2 separate regions of the Homo sapiens genome follow, and region 1 is linked to region 2. Evidence: chromatin loops called from intact Hi-C (ENCODE). Cell type or tissue: PC-3. All regions are shown on one strand.

Evidence for each region. Hi-C counts contacts between places; a loop is a spot of excess contacts. Peaks named below come from ENCODE experiments on the same cell type or tissue, not always from the same donor. Only the 100,000 strongest peaks of a DNase experiment are listed, where the experiment ranks them.
Region 1: it touches region 2 in a loop (2.0-fold over the local background); 2 of 110 quality-filtered maps call a loop at or near these places.

What each region holds. Positions count from the first base shown.
Region 1 is chr17:55,429,652-55,437,651 of GRCh38, reverse strand. No RefSeq gene overlaps it. Among named protein-coding and RNA genes, the nearest start is that of MMD, 12 kb to the right of the region's middle. RefSeq lists a silencer at 5,137-5,337. In PC-3, no CTCF peak of the experiment used is centred here; DNase peaks (open chromatin) are centred at 3,691, 4,301 and 5,221; H3K4me3 peaks cover 1,259 bases; H3K27ac peaks cover 2,140 bases.
Region 2 is chr17:55,158,721-55,166,720 of GRCh38, reverse strand. It overlaps STXBP4 (syntaxin binding protein 4), which reads right to left. Exons shown (of 18, transcript NM_178509.6): 18 at 1-6,924. The coding sequence ends at 6,810. Among named protein-coding and RNA genes, the nearest start is that of HLF, 100 kb to the left of the region's middle. In PC-3, no CTCF peak of the experiment used is centred here; a DNase peak (open chromatin) is centred at 4,390; H3K27ac peaks cover 3,323 bases.

The sequences.
Region 1 (8,000 bases), 270 kb before region 2:
GCAACACAAGATTTTGTTAGGGGCTAGAAGCTGGGGCATTCATGTCAACTGTTTTGTAGAGGAAGAGATATTCAGCCAAGCAAACACTTTCTGAGCACTTAGCATGTCCCAGGGGAGGTCACCTGCTGAGCATGGGAAATGAAAGTGGAGTCAAAGACTTGAAGAGAATTGTGAAAATTTAGAACAGTTTCTGTGAACACTAGGGGAAGATGCAGAGCAGGAGACAAATGGATTTCCCAGTGCTGTTGTCGGCCAGCTGCAGTTAGAAACATTTTTCTGCTGAATAAAAGGAAGAATTTGCTGACAGTAAAAACTGTCCTGAGTTGCCACGGGCTTCCCTCGGAAATGGGGAACTTCCAGTGGCTGGATCTCAACCATAGGTTAGATCAGCACTTTTCATCCGGAAAACCTATGTACCAATAATAGCTGAGTGGGGTGTTACTAGTAATTTTGGCTAATAATGATACCGAACTATGCAAATTCTTAACTTTTAAAATGCACTCTAGAATACAATCAAGGCTGAGCCTGTAATAGCATCCCTCTTAATTACTTGCATTATTGATTCACTTTGAGCAGAAAATAAAAGGTGTGGTGCAAGCTTAGCTGCCAGGAATTGTACAGAACCCACAAACTATCTGATCTCATCAGCAGAGGTAATGTATTTCATATGTGAATGTTATCCATTGAGTGTGGGGGAATGGAAAAATGGGCTGAGAACTGTTGAGACAGATGTCAATGTGGTATTGGGAGATCTAAGAATTGAATGGAGATCTAAGAGTTGAATGTGGAATGGGGATGTTGACTTGAACAGTTAAAGTCCTTCCAACTCTGATATTCTGTGATTCTAGGAAAACACCTGTGTGTCTGGATCTTCTTTAGGCTTGAAACTAAAAGCTTCACACAAGAAGGGAATGAATCACTACATAAATTATTCAGCGCTTGAAGGCCCTCAGAGAATTACTCTCTGTTCTTTGATTGAGGCAGGGATTTTCTCCTAGATCCTTAGTCTGAATAAAGGCTGAGTTTTGGATCTCTCAGGTCCAGAAAAAATGCTATAGATAATTAGGCCGTCATTATCTAGGCCTCCTCCATCTTGAATCATTATGACTATAAAATCATTACCTTGTGCATAGCTTGCAATACATTCTTTTCCCTACTTACAGTCCAGAATTGCTGGTTGAGATAGATAAGGTGTTGTTGCAAAGGGATTTCATAACTAGTGGGAAACAGTATGACATAACAGTATGCCTGGGGCCAGATACCAGTTTTACTATGTTCCAGGTGGTTACCTTAACCAGGTTACTTTCTGCTCAGTGCCAGCCTCATCACTGGTAAAATGAGAATAATAATGTATCAGAGGGTTACCGTGAAGACATAATACACATCGAGTGCTTAGAATAGCACCTGGCAGGTATAAGGTAGGTAAGTATTCCAGCCACCTTACTTACATAATTGCTACCTTCCAGGAGCTGGAAGAAAGATACACTTAGATGGACATACTTTTTCAGCCCATGCAGCCAACAAAATAAGAACATAAAACCAAAACAAAATTAAACAGTGGGTATTTTATTACCTCCTTTTTTTTTTTTTTTTTTTTGAGAGAGAGTCTCGCTCTGTTGCCCAGGCTGGAGTGCAGTGGCGCAATCTCGGCTCACTGCAAGCTCCACCTCCCTGGTTCATGCCATTCTCCTGCCTCAGCCTCCTGAGTAGCTGGGACTACGGGTGCCCGCCACCATGCCCGGGTAATTTTTTTTGTATTTTTAGTAGAGATGGGGTTTCACTGTGTTAGCCAGGATGGTCTCGATCTCCTGACCTCATGATCTGCTCGCCTTGGCCTCCCAAAGTGCTGGGATTACAGGCGGGAGACATCGCAACCCACCCTTCCTCCTTTCATAGGTTCTCCTTGTTTAGAAAATTAGACGCCAACTCTTTAGCTTGGTATCAGAATCCTTCATGACAATGCCAATGTTTCAACACACATAATACACTCTTCCCCATTAAGTCAATAACCTACACTTGAACAAAATCAGACCATCTGCTGTGGTCCCAGTGGGCATGATATGTCCCCATCTCTGAAAGCTTACTCATAGTATTCACCCAGTCTGTATGCAATATATTTTTCACTCGTCTTTGCTGGTTGGTATCTTCTCATCCTTTACCATCCAAGCCAAGTGACTTTCTCTATGAAGACTTTCTTTAAAACCCCAGTAGATAAAATATGTCTATCCCTCTCTGTGATACCTTAACACTTTATATACTTGATACTTTCATTACCATACTTTTCATACACTTCCTTGGTATAGAGTTATTTTGTAAATTCCTCCAGATTTTAAGTGCCTTGAAAGAGAATTTGTTTCTTATTCATCTCTATTTCTCCTCCTGTGACTGGCTCCCACCGTCACTGCCCCCACAATATGCACAGTGCAGGCCATGCTGCCTTATACACTATAGGCATTTGATAAATGTGGGCTGGTTATGGGACTCTCTGGGATGTAAGAAAGCACTTAATTGGAATGAAGATTGGGAAGAGTTCCCTATCCAGCTTAAGTGGGGCAAGAAAGAGCAGATGCTATAACCCAGGGGCTTTGAGCACTTATTAAAATTAGATATTGAATGTCTGAGAACAAATTCTAGCACATACTGAGTATTAGGCATATTTTAGATGCTAGCCACCCCCTCTTCTAGAAGATCTGCCTCCTACCCACAACCCCCGATGAAGTGGTGAATGAATCATCTGTCTTTGTTCCACTGCAGTCCCCACTCCATCTTGAGTCAAAGCCTACCTACCCTACAGCCTCATGAGACAAGATGAGCTCAGCCACTGTCTCTCTCCACTAAGATTTCAAGTTAGGACTTAAAAATACTCAAGTAGGAGCTATAAACTCTAAAATTGTTGCAATACTAACAACAACAAGAACAACTGTATTTATTGAGTGTATACTATGTGCCAGTCACTGTGTGGCACATAGTACGTGCTCAATGTACTTAAGGACAATATCTTTACTCCTCACACTACTGTGAAGATGAGGCTGTTATTACCCCCATTTTATTTTATTTTTTATTCTTATTTTTTGAGACGGATTCTTGTTCTGTTGCCCAGGTTGGAGTGCAGTGGCACCATCTTGGCTCACTGCAACCTTTGCCTCCCAGGTTCAAGCGATTCTCCTGCCTCAGACTCCCGTGTAGCAGGAGCTACAGACGGGCACCACCACACCTGGTTAGTTTTTGTATTTTCAGTAGAGACAGGGTTTCACCATTTTGGCCAGGCTGGTCTTGAACTCCTGACCTCAAGTGATCCGCCTGCCTCAGCCTCCCAAAGTGTTGAGATTACAGGTGTGAGCCACTGTGCCCGGCCTCCCCCATTTTACAGGTGAGAAAAGTGGAAAACAGAGAAGTGAAGTTTTAAATCGATAGTCAAACTCCAGCAACCTATCTCCAGAGTCTATGCTCTTAACCACTATACTAAAACATGTTTCCCCGGGGCAGGGCAAGTCAAGGTGAAATGTCTCAAGGACTCAAAGATGGGGCACTGACAAGCCAAGGAGTAAGCAAAGGAAGTCAGTCTACAGACGTAAAAACAACTATGGGGTAGGAGCAAAGGGAGAAACATACATGAAAGATTACACAGCCATGAGGCAGCCACAGAAAGACACAGGACAACCCCATTTCCCCATAGCTATAAAATTCCTGCGGCTTGGCAACATCACATTTCCTGCCTTAGGATTTTGTAACCCTCACTGCTTATGATAAACTGACCTTTGCACTAGCTAAATAAGTGGAGCATAAAAAGAACCTGGTGTATATTGTTAAAAGCCTGTGTCTCCATGTTCAGTGTGGACTCAGAAGTCACACTCATTGCTCAGTCCTCAAGTCAGGCCAGCTCCCACTTTGCAGATCATGAGTGAGAAGACCTTATTGGAGCTCTAGCACTGCCAAGTTATTAAAACGGAGAAACTTTGAACTGGTCCTTAATGTGTTTGGACTTCAGCAGCTTCATTTATAAAATGAGTGTCAGGGGAGGGAAGAACCAATAACAAAACATTAGACCTGCCATCTGCCTCCAGCCAAAAGTTGTGACTGAGGCTCAGTGGAAAGGCCATGCAAACGTGGAACTTTTTTTTTTTTTAAGCTTAGCATTCCTTCGGGCTTGTGTGTAAACCGTGACTGTTATCGGTGGTGGTAAGCCAGTCAGTAAAGAAAAAAGTAATGCTACCTATCACGCTGGCATTGCCCTCTCTCACATCTCTGTTTACAAAGTTACAGGTATTGCCAGAAAATACCCGCATTCCTTTGTTCTCACTAATGAGTCAACTCTGGAAGCACCAGTCCCTTTATCAGTAAGACAGATCTACCTTGTCCAAGCCTCTGTTTACTCATCAACAGAAACATTCTCCTGGGCTGTTCTCCATAGTCTTGGCTCACAGTCTTCCTGTGTCTTTGTGCTTCACCAGACTTTACCTTTTCTGCCCACTTGGACCTAGATGACCTCCCACCCCCAACAACAAGGACTGTGATTCCTGCCAGCGAGTCTCTTGTTTGTTTTGGGGAGAAGCTTACTTGGCAACAAAGAGATGGGACAGATAGTTATTAGCTTGAGTGCCCAGACAGTGTGATTCTCTGATACAGTTAAATTTACAGGACACAGAGATGTTACATTTAATTGAGTTTTGTTGTAGATTTATTTTGCTGAATAAAATTCACAGGAGGCCATTGGTTTGGACTGAGCTCCCCCTGCACTAGATCCACCAGGCCAAACCAAAATGGAGTCACTCGTGCTAATGTTCTGTGCTACCATGTCGGAACTGAGTTGTTTATCTGACCTACCAAGAAATCAAGAGATAATAGCCATCTCCCCAAACAGGCGAGTTTTAGGAAGCCTGCTCTGCCTTAACCTTTACAAGAAAAGCAACTTTGAACACCAATCTACTCTTTGTTCTCTGTTGGGGCTTTCCTCAGCCCTTGCCGAGAAGCTAACCTCCCCTGCTCAGCTCATAGGAACACTCATTCAATTTTATGGAATGAGGTGTTGCCCAACTCTAGAATGGCAAACAAAAGCCAATTAAGATCTTTAAATTTGTTGTAATTTTGTCTTTTGACAGTTTGTAAATGAACTATGCTGCCTTCATAAATATTACTTATATTGGGTTGTCCCCAACTTCAGAAAGGTCTTATGTCTCATCAAAACCACAATATCACTAAATCATAGTCTTCCTGTCTTGTAACTCTTGCAGACATGACCACAATTTCCCACAAATAAATGATAAGATATTTGAAGCTTGCTTTGTTAGATTATGGAATGGGAAGGACCCCGGCAAGTTAAAAGCCCTGGGGTAGGATTGCCAGATAAAATACAGAATGCTGAGTATATATGTGTGTATATATATATATTTTCTTTTATATATATATATTTTTTTCTTTTTTCTTTTTTTTTTTCTTTGCTCTGTTGTCTAGGCTGGAATGCAGTAGCATGAACACAGCTCACTGCAGCCTCAACCTCCTGGGCTCAAGTGCTCCTCCTGCCTCAGCTTCCCAAGTAGCTGGGACTACAGGCCTGGGCCACCATGCCTGGCTAATTCCCTTCCCTTCCCTTCCCTTCCCTTCCCTTCCCTTCCCTTCCCTTCCCTTCCCTTCCCTTCCCTTCCCTTCCCTTCCCTTCTCCCTCCCCGCTCCCCCTCCACTCCCCTTCCCCTTCCCTCCCCTCCCCTTCCCCTCCCCTCCCCTTCCCCTCCCCTGCCCTTCCCCTCTCCTGCCCTTCCCCTCCCCTCCCCCTCCCCCTCCCCCTGCCCTCCCCTCCCTTCCCTTCTGTTTTTGTAACGACGAGGTCTTGCCATGTTTTCCAGGCTGGTCCTGAACTCCTGGGCTCAAGCAGTCCTCCTGCCTCAGCCTCCCAAAGTGCTGGGATTACTGGCATCAGCTACCACATCCAGCCCCAAGTTAAATTTGAACTCTAGATAAATAATGAATAAACAACCAATATTGCATGGGGCAGAATTATACTAAAAAATTATTTGCTGATAACTGAAATTCAAACTTAAAGGGAATCCTATATTTTTATTTGCTAAATCTGGCAACCCTACCCAGATGTCCAATTCTGACTCTTACAACAGGTAAGAGTTGTAAATTTAAATTTGTCATCCTCAGAATCCTCCATAAAATGAAAAGGCTGAACAAGATGAATCCTAAGGTTTCTTGCAGTTCAATAATTATGTAATTCTGTGACTCAAGTACTAATGAACTACAAATGTGACACTGGGCAAGTTAATTTCTTGGTGGATCAATTTCCTCCTCTTCAAAATAAGGATGATAAAGCCAATGTCAAAATTATTAGATGAATAGACCTGGTTTATGACTTGTCTTAGATAAACAAAGCTAGATATTAGTTAAAGAGGTGAAAGCAGATTTTATTCAACTACTGACAGTAAGGAAAGAGTTGGGCTGCCTTCTGATTTGTGCAAAGGTAACTGGGCATTTTAAAGGGAAAATAAGGGAGGAGGAAGTGTGAGCAACTGCAGCTCAGGCAGAGTCAGGGAAAGTGAAAAATGACCAAGGGTTAGTCAGGGTAAATGTGATTAGGCTGGCTGCATCTGCTAGCTGGCAATTATGGAAGTCAGGATTCTATCCTCCCGCAGAGACTGGGACTCCCAGGCCCTATTCTTCCTGATTATATTTCAAAGGAATAGTTTTCAGGTCCTTGAGAAAGATACTCCTGAGTTGTAGGAGATACGTATACATTTTAAAGCAACAGAGAAAGGACTCAGAATTGTAAGCCACTTTGATTTCATGTGCTAGGAAAGGGAAGTTAGGGGCCTATTGTCAGGTGTTGATGAGAACAAACAGTAAATGCTTTTGACAGCCTTGAGATTTTCCTGACAGGAACTCAAAAGGGGGCAGGGTTTTCTCAGTGATGCTGCCTTCCATGCTAGAAACCATTCTATGATTGGTCAAGTCTTAGTGCAGGGGTATGGACTGAGCGGTTGTTATGAGCCAATAGTTATTTGCAGTTCTCATCTTCAAAAGTGCGTGGCATAGTAACTTGTGCTTAATAATTAATCTCTTGTTTATTCATTCAAAATACTATAAAATCCCTCATGATCAAGCTGTATCTAAAGAAACTTTTTTGTTTTGTTTTGTTTTGTTTTGTTTTGAGACGGAGTCTCGGTCTGTTGCCCAGGCTGGAGTGCAGTGGTGCGATCTCGGCTCACTGCAAGCTCCGCCTCCCAGGTTCACGCCATCCTCTTGCCTCAGCCTCCCAAGTAGCTGGGACTGCAGGCGCCCACCACCACGCCCGGCTAATTTTGTTTTTGTATTTTTAGTAGAGACGGGGTTTCTCTGTGTTAGCCAGGATGGTCTCGATCTCCTGACCTTGTGATCCACCAGCCTCGGCCTCCCAAAGTGCTGGGATTACAGGCGTGAGCCACCGGGCCCAGCCTAAGGAACATTTTTTTTTATAACTTAGTTCTGTGTGAAGAAACGGCTTTTGATGCAAACTTTAAGTGAGAAAAAAGTATAGGACACTTGCTTAACTTGCTCACTTTTTTTATTTTTTTGAGACAGGATTTCACTCCGTCACCCAGGCTGGAGTGTAGTGGTGCGATCACAGCTCACTGCAGCTTTGAACCTCCAGGGCTCACATGATCCTCCTGCCTCAGCCTCCCAAGTAGCTGAGACCACAGGTGTGTGCCACCATGCCTGGCTATTTTTTTAATTTTTAGTAGAGATGAGGTCTCACTATGTTGCTCAGACTGGTCTGGAGCTCCTGGGCTCAAGTGATCCTCTTGGTTTGGCCTCCCAGAGTGCTGGGATTTCAAATGTGAGCTACCATGTCTTACCACTTGCTTAAAATATTATGAGTCTTAGCAAATTGTTGGTAAGCAATGATGGTGCTGCAGTTTAAAATGAATGTTATTTCTTCATTAAGGTATCTCTTAAGACTTGTCATTGTCACCATTTTTGTTGACACGAAGTTGGTGACCTATGGACTCAAAATACACATCTTTATT
Region 2 (8,000 bases):
AGTGGGAAGTGGGGTTGGGCAGGTGTGTAAAAATGCAGGCATGGCATCCATAGAGTGCCAGCTCTGGGCATGGGGAAGGCAGCATGTGTCAAGGAGCTCTTCAAAGAAGAGGTAAAATGAGAGCAGAATCTTGATGTATGAGAAGAAATCTGATGCAGGAATGGGGCAAGAGAAGTTTCCTAGACAGAAAACAGTATATCTGAGCAACTGTTGGTGATAAGACATGAGGCTAGGGAGAAAGCCAGGGACTCAGATAGTAGAAGGTGCTAGGGAACTACTGAAGACTAGCAAGGGAGGAATAGAAGCAATTTTGTGTTATAGAAAGATAATTCTGACAGAAATGTGATGGGTAGATTGATGGGGACAGGTGTGGTGGAGAAGGAAGAAGCTATATCACCTGTGTTGAAAGCATCCAGGTAAGAAATGAGAAAGACTTGAAAAATAAATAAGCCATGTTTGCATGAAACAGAGAAAAGGGAATATATTTAAGAAATGTTCTAGGATGTATTCCTTTTTTTAATCCTAAACTCACCAATTAGGTAAATCGCTGCCTAAGGAAGAAGCAGAGACAGGACAAAAGTGTTACTTTAATGGAGCACTCTCTACAAAGAAACACCAGGAATAGGGAATAAATGGATCCTGAGCAACATTAATCTCAGGCAACTTGCAGTTCTTTCCTTTCCTTGGGGTCACTGCTAAACTCTGTGGGCTGTCTTAGTCCATTCAGGAGCTGCTATAACAAAATATCTCAGACTGGGTAATTTATAAACAATATAAATGTATTGTTCACAGCTCTGGAGGCTGGGAAGTGTACGATCAAGATGCCAGCAGATTTAGCTTCTGGTGAGGGCTTGCTCTCTGCTTCAAAGATGGCAACTTCTTGCTGCATCCTCACAAGGCAGAAGGGGCAAACAGGTTCCCTGAAGCCTCTTTCATAAGGGTCCTAATCCCATTCACCAGGATGGAGCCTCATGACCTAATCACCTCCTCAGAGCCGTACCTCTTAATACTGGTACCTTGGGGGTTAGGTTTCAATATATGAAATTAGGGGCTGGGCACAAACATCCAGACCACAGCAGAGGCTTATCTAGTGCTAAGGCACTCTGGGTTAAGATGGTCTAATGTTATTGTCCGAATTGATTTCCATTGAGAGAACATGTGGATTGAATGGAAAAGATCCTCATTCAGGTCCAGCAGGTGTTATTGCTACTCCTGTGATCCTTTTGGGTTCACAGAAATCAATCTAATCCTCCAATGTTGACCACATTGGGCTGGAGGAAGCTCACTGGCGTTGTCCAAGGTCCCACTGCCTAAACATACCACATAATCATTTCCATTCTAGGGGACAAATGTAATTGAGGTTTTGCTGCTCCCTGGAACTTGGTCCAGAAGGTTAAGCCCAGGTCCTTCTCTGTGCCCTACCAACATTTTTGTTCTTTTTTCTCCTTCTCACAGCCAGGAGAATTATTTCCTAGACAGTGAGTAAGAAAGCCTCATCTTCCTCATCATATGTGCTCTCAAATCTTTGACCTAAATCATAAATCCTTTCTAGTTCCCCAAGGAGCTAAATTTTTGAAATGCAAAAGAACATGCTTTTTTCTGCTTTCTGATATCACACTCTTTGTTAACGTAATGAACATTAAATGGTCCAGTAGTTCAAATATCTGATAAAGAATGCGGAGAAAGAAAATAAATGGAAAAAGTTTTGGTTAATTTCAATCGTATATCCTTTGCATAGAATACGAATTACACAAGGGCTAGAAACACATATATCTCACATTGTATCCCTACTACTCAGTGAAGTGTCTGGCCTCTAGTAGCTCTCGGTAAGTGTGTAAGTGAGTAAATGAATACAAGAAGACAAAATCCCTGCCCTCACGAAGCTGACTCCCATTATTACTCCCACTATTGAGGAAGATAACAAACAAAACAAGGTTAGGGCAAACTGATAAATAATGTAAAAGAAATAGGCCGGGCGCGGTGGCTCACGCCTGTAATCCCAGCACTTTGGGAGGCCGAGGCGGGTGGATCATGAGGTCAGGAGATCGAGACCATCCTGGCTAACAAGGTGAAACCCCGTCTCTACTAAAAATACAAAAAAAATTAGCCGGGCGCGGTGGCGGGCGCCTGTAGTCCCAGCTACTCGGGAGGCTGAGGCAGGAGAATGGCGTGAACCCGGGAAGCGGAGCTTGCAGTGAGCCGAGATTGCGCCGCTGCAGTCCGCAGTCCCGCCTGGGCGACAGAGCGAGACTCCGTCTCAAAAAAAAAAAAAAAAAAAAAAAGAAATAAACAGGGTAGAGTGATATAGAGAATAATTGGGTGATGGGGGAATGGAATGGGGGACAGAACTATTGATCTGATCGCCCTTTCCCTCAGAACAGTCCAACCCCCAAAAGTAAAAATTGAACTTTTGAAAAAAGTAGACAGAAACAGTATAAGTTTAAATGTTAAAAGTCATATCAAGAAAGCAAATACAGAATTGCAGTTAATATTTACAAAGTCATTATGCAGACACACTATTACATGTAGACAGTTGTAGTTAAAACACCTTGGGTATTTCATTTCTAAAGCGAAGCTCCACAGGCACATTCTGTTTAAGGTTCTTTTCATTCTCTCAAAAGTTATAAGCAATGGAGTGTGTAAGTTGTTTTAATAATAGTTCAGTTCTTTATGTACATTGTAAAAATGTCAAGCGTGTTGATTCTTCAAAAAGTTGCATTTCACTTAGCAGAGAAAATAAAAATGTCCCATTTCTCCCGAGAAAAAGGATAACATTTTCTAATTGTGCAAACACTTTATGAAAGTATCACTTGACTCTATATTTTGACAGCTGCTTTGCATTTATTATTGGAGAGGCTCTTCATACGGCATGTTCCTTTTTTTTCCTTTTCTAGTCAAGAGGTGTTAATATTATTTTGGAATTTTTCAAATTTAAGAGAGTGGTAAAGGGTTGCTCTTCAGGGGTTCTTAATAAACAACCCCCTAACTTCTTACCCCTTTAAGAGGTTGTTTAGGGGGAAAAAAAAGAAAGAAAAATGGTTTTAGACTATGAGCTCCTTGTTTTGAGAATCAGTACCATTTAGCCTCATAGCATGCAAATTTCACATTTTGCCTGGCATGTAGCAGGTGCTCAGGAAGTGTTTGCTGAGTTGAACTGGTTTGAGAAAAGGCAAGGGATTACTATCCTTATTATTCAGATAGGGAAAGTGAGGCCCAAAGAACTCGAAGATGCATTTGTATTGTGCTTGGTACTTTAGTGAACGTCTCACCCAAGTTAGCTCATTTGAAAGTTGGTCCTCGCAACCATTACATGTAAAGTAGGAAAAGAGAAGAGTAATGATGTGTTTGACATATAGTGAGTTAGTCACTACTTGACTTCCCTCTATACAGCAAGTCAGTCTCTGCTGCTAAAGGAAATCTAAAACCTAATGATTAAAAATCTCAGGTTCTTGGACTTGGTGGAAGGAAGGTTATTCTTCCAAGGACAAAAAAAAAAAAAAAACCCAGAAAATCTATAGGAACATTTGGACTAAAAAAAGTCCTATCATACATAAAAATAAGGCTCACATACACTATTGGTGGTAATGTAAGTTGGTCCTACTTTTATGGAGAATTTATGGATATGTACCAAAATTAAAATGAATGTAACTTTGACCTAGCTTTGATCAAGAAATTTATGAATGTATTCACACTATAGACATACTAGCACAAGAGTGCAAAGATACATGAGGAAAAGGATTTAATGAATATATAAATGTTCACTGTGACATTGTTAGCAATAAGAAAACTTAAAACATTTTAGTGTTCAATAAATTGCTGGCCACACAAATTATAGGTTATGTGGGTAGTGATATTTTATGTAGACATTTGAAATAAAAGATTAATCTATGTATTGACATGAAAAGATGACCACAACATAACATGTCAAAACCAAGCTGCTTAATAGTGTGATTTCCTTTGAGTAAAATCACTCACCACAGTATTAGTGACTGCTACCTCTGGAAAGTGAGACAGGCTATCTCTTACTTTATTCACTTCCAAAGTACTTGATTTTTTTTAAATAAAATAGATTAGTTTTAAAATTCAAAAATTAAGAAGCAGCTGTTTAGTCCTGGCCACACACAAACTCTTTTGTTGTTTTTTTTTTTTTAAATCAAGAGTAAGTGGAACCCAGGAAATGATTAGCAATTGTTCTACTTCACCACAGTGTTTAGCACAGTGCTTGTGACATTGTTGGTGCTCAATAAATATTTTGAGGGAATGAGTGAGTAAGGATGAGTCAACTTGGGCACTCTAGTAAAGTGAGACGGAAGGACATAAGAACATTCAGATTTTCTAACCCTAAAATCCAAGCCAGTGAGTCAATGAAGACTTCGTGATGACCACATTGCTACGGTTGATTGATGTTAAAGAAAGACTGGCTACTCGCCAAAACATAATATGAGGGTCGTATTTGCACTGGAAAAGGATTCTTGCTAAGCCCTGACCATGCTTTTTTGAGCATCTCTTATGGCACCGACCTGATGGTTTAGAAGTCACGGAAGCTTTATGAAGAGGGAATCTGAGAGAGTGGCCAACTGGTTCAGTCCATTCACACACTGAACCTCCTCAGCAACATTCCCCAAGTAAGGAATTCAGATTGCTGGGATAGTGTTTCCATTTTCTCCTGGGGAATTCTTTTCTTATCAGCTCTAATTACTAGAAAGTTCCTTATGACACTGAACTAGAATCTGCCTTTTTATAAAATGTACCCATAGACAATGAATCTAAGCAGTTCTCCATAGTGGTTTAGAGAACAGCTTCTGGAATCACAGATCTGCCTTGAACCCTAGCTTCTACACATAGGTGCTTTGTGACCCTTAGGCAAAGATTACTAACTCTCTAAAACTAAGTTTTTTCTTTTAGAATTGGGGATAATTACAGTTCCTATTTCATGGAATGGTTTTAAGAAGATCATAAATAAATATATGCAAACTGCTCATCACCATGTATGGCACAAAATGCCCAATAAATAATATCATTACAATTGTTTAGGCCTTTTTCACTAGGTATTTGACAGAAACAGGGCGGCAAGTGGTACAAAACAGCAGTTAATGGATGAGGTGTCTCTTGTCAGTGGGCTGTGTGCCTGAGTACTTTGATTTCAGTGACTCAAGCACCTTCTTTGTTTTGCTCACTAGAAACGAATTAGAAAACTCTTCAAGCAGGGGGAGAGAAATTTCATACCATTAATTTGACAAAAACAAGAAGTTTGTACTTTCACAATTATAGACACTAACTTATAGAATACCTCATTCACCTCTGGGGGGTGCAAGGAAATAGCTCCCTCTGGGGCTTCTCTCAAAACTTGTCTCCCCGAAGCTTCCTAACATTCAAATGGCTGTCAGGCAAAACACAAGTCTTCCCTAGCCATCCTGAAACATTTCTCATGGCTAATGACTACCTATCAGTCTGGAGTTGACTTTATATTATTACTCAAGACATAAATCACAAATCCTAAATGGATTCAGGAATGTATAGTTGAGCACAATGTATATGTATATCTTTACCATATAAATCTGTATTATACACCATATGAAATTCAGTAGACTAGGAGACTTAAGATCTCAGTTTACTCAACTATAAAATGGCTACAATGAATGGTTCTTAGACTATGTTCTAAGGACCTCTAGGTCTGCACAGCAGTGCTGGGAGCTGCTCGACTTGGGCTTTAGGCTTCCATCTTGTTTCGAGTAGAGCAGTAATGTTTTAACAGATACCTCTCTTCTCATCAGCTCCCCTCAAACCATCCCTCTGGGAAGGGCAACCTAAGCAGGACAAACCATGCCTTTCACTTTAGAAAAACACGAGCTGCTGAAAGAAGTCTGCTGAAACAATATCACAAAGAGTGCGCCTACTTGGCGAAGGCTTGGGTGCAGAGAAGGGGGAAGGGTTTATAGGAGAAGAATAGTGGGGTTATAGAGGGGCCATGTTTGACCGAAGAGGTGCCTTCTGAATCTCTGTGGAATGCACAGCTGTGGAGCCAGCTGCATCAACACAATCACAGTGTCCTGCGTGATGGGCTGTGACCTCCCTCCGTGGAGACAGCAGGGTATGGGGGAAGGGGGACTGCTCATGGAATCAGAAGACTTAGGAGTGAGTCTCGGTGCTGGGACAGAGAGCTTCCTCTCTCTGAACTGCTATTTCCCTACTGAAAACCAAGAATAAACATACCCACCAGATCAGCTTCACGGGCATGTTGTATGGTTTAAAGACAATGGGGTCTACAAAGCATTTTGTAAATTAGAAAGCTCCACAAAGATACCAGCTGTATTCATCAGCCCATGAGATGTCTAAATGTGATCCTTAAATTCCAAAAAGCTTGCTAAGTTCACTTTCCTAATATATGAATATAAAACATTAGTGAATTATCAAATAAATGAGGTGTTTCATTATGTTCATATACTTTTTCAATATGTCAATTATAAAAACCATTGTATCTGAGACCCTATGAAGAACTACATATGAAATTACAAAGAAAGATCTAATTATATATGAAAAAGTATATATATTATAAAGTCTAATTATATGTGATTTCAAAAAATATAACTAGATTATTCTTAAGGAACTACTGTAGTGGCAATTGATTTTTTAAATGTATACAGAAATATCAAAAGTTTTACAAAAATACCCAAAGTCCAGAGTCTCCATTTCACACTTCAACAAGTAGTGCATGCTTTACTCCTATTTTAGACTGTTTCATCTCAGAATTGGATGTTATGCGTCTCTGCTCACATCATCCATGTAGCTCCACTTCCTAAGGAAAACCATCAACTTTTCTGGTTGGGGAGTTCTCTAGAGCAATCCTCTTCATTCTCCTCTGAGCGAGATAGATTCAGGACACTCATCACGGGATGGATCCAGGATGTAGTCTGTGTTACATGACTTGAGAAGAACAAGAATGCAATTAGAATCTGAAAGACTGTCCTTCTACTCATCCATGCAAGTACTGATCCTGGTGACATTGCTTCTACCCTAGTAAAGTCCCTGTGATAGGAAGCAGTTAGAACTAGATCCAATAGCTTTAATAAGTCTTAGACACATTTTAAGCTTCAATGAAAACCATTTCTTTCTTTCTTCTTTGGTTAAAAAGGAATGCAGGTGAATGCAGCATCTCTAACTCCTTTCGTTTCAGTATCTGACATTCAGTAAGTCAGCAAGTCCAATGACTGCCTTGCTGTAACATCTCTGGAATCTGTTTCTTGCTCTCCTTTTTCAATGAAATAGTCTGGGTCACTGAAATGGTTTGCCTCCCTGCCTCTGCTCTAGTTCTTTTCTAATTCATTCTCTACTGCAGCCAAAGAACTTTCTAAATGACAAATCATACGCTGTTACTCACTTGCTAAACATTCAATGAAATACTTTGTTTTTTTAGCTGCCTCAACAATACCTGCTTTTTAAAATTTTTATTTATTTATTTATTTATTTATGTATTTGAGACAGAGTCCTGCTCTGTCACCTAGGCTGCAGTGCAGCTGCACAATCTCAGATCACTGTAACCTCTGTCCCCTGGGGTTCAAGGAATTCTCGTGCCTCAGCCTCCCAAGTAGCTAGGGCTAAAGGTGCGCACCACCACATCTGGCTAATTTTTGTATTATTAGTAGAGATAGGGTTTCACCATGTTGGCCAGGCTGGTCTGGAACTCTTGGGCTTAAGTGATCCACCCACCTTGGCCTCCCAAAGTGTTGGGATTACAGGCGTGTGCCACTGCACCCCACCAACAATATCTTCTTCTTTCCCATAATCCTTTCCCATGAGAAGTTAACTCTTATTAATTCTAAAAAACCAAATATCCCTTAAGAATCCTCCAATCTGTGCCCATGGTCTTATCTCTTATTAAATCAAATTATAAATGCTTGTTTATTTTTAGGCCTTCCTATTTCATATAAAGCTCCTTAATGGCAGGAACTATATTTCTTATCTCTGAATTTGTGGGGCCTAACATGATCTCAGAACAAATG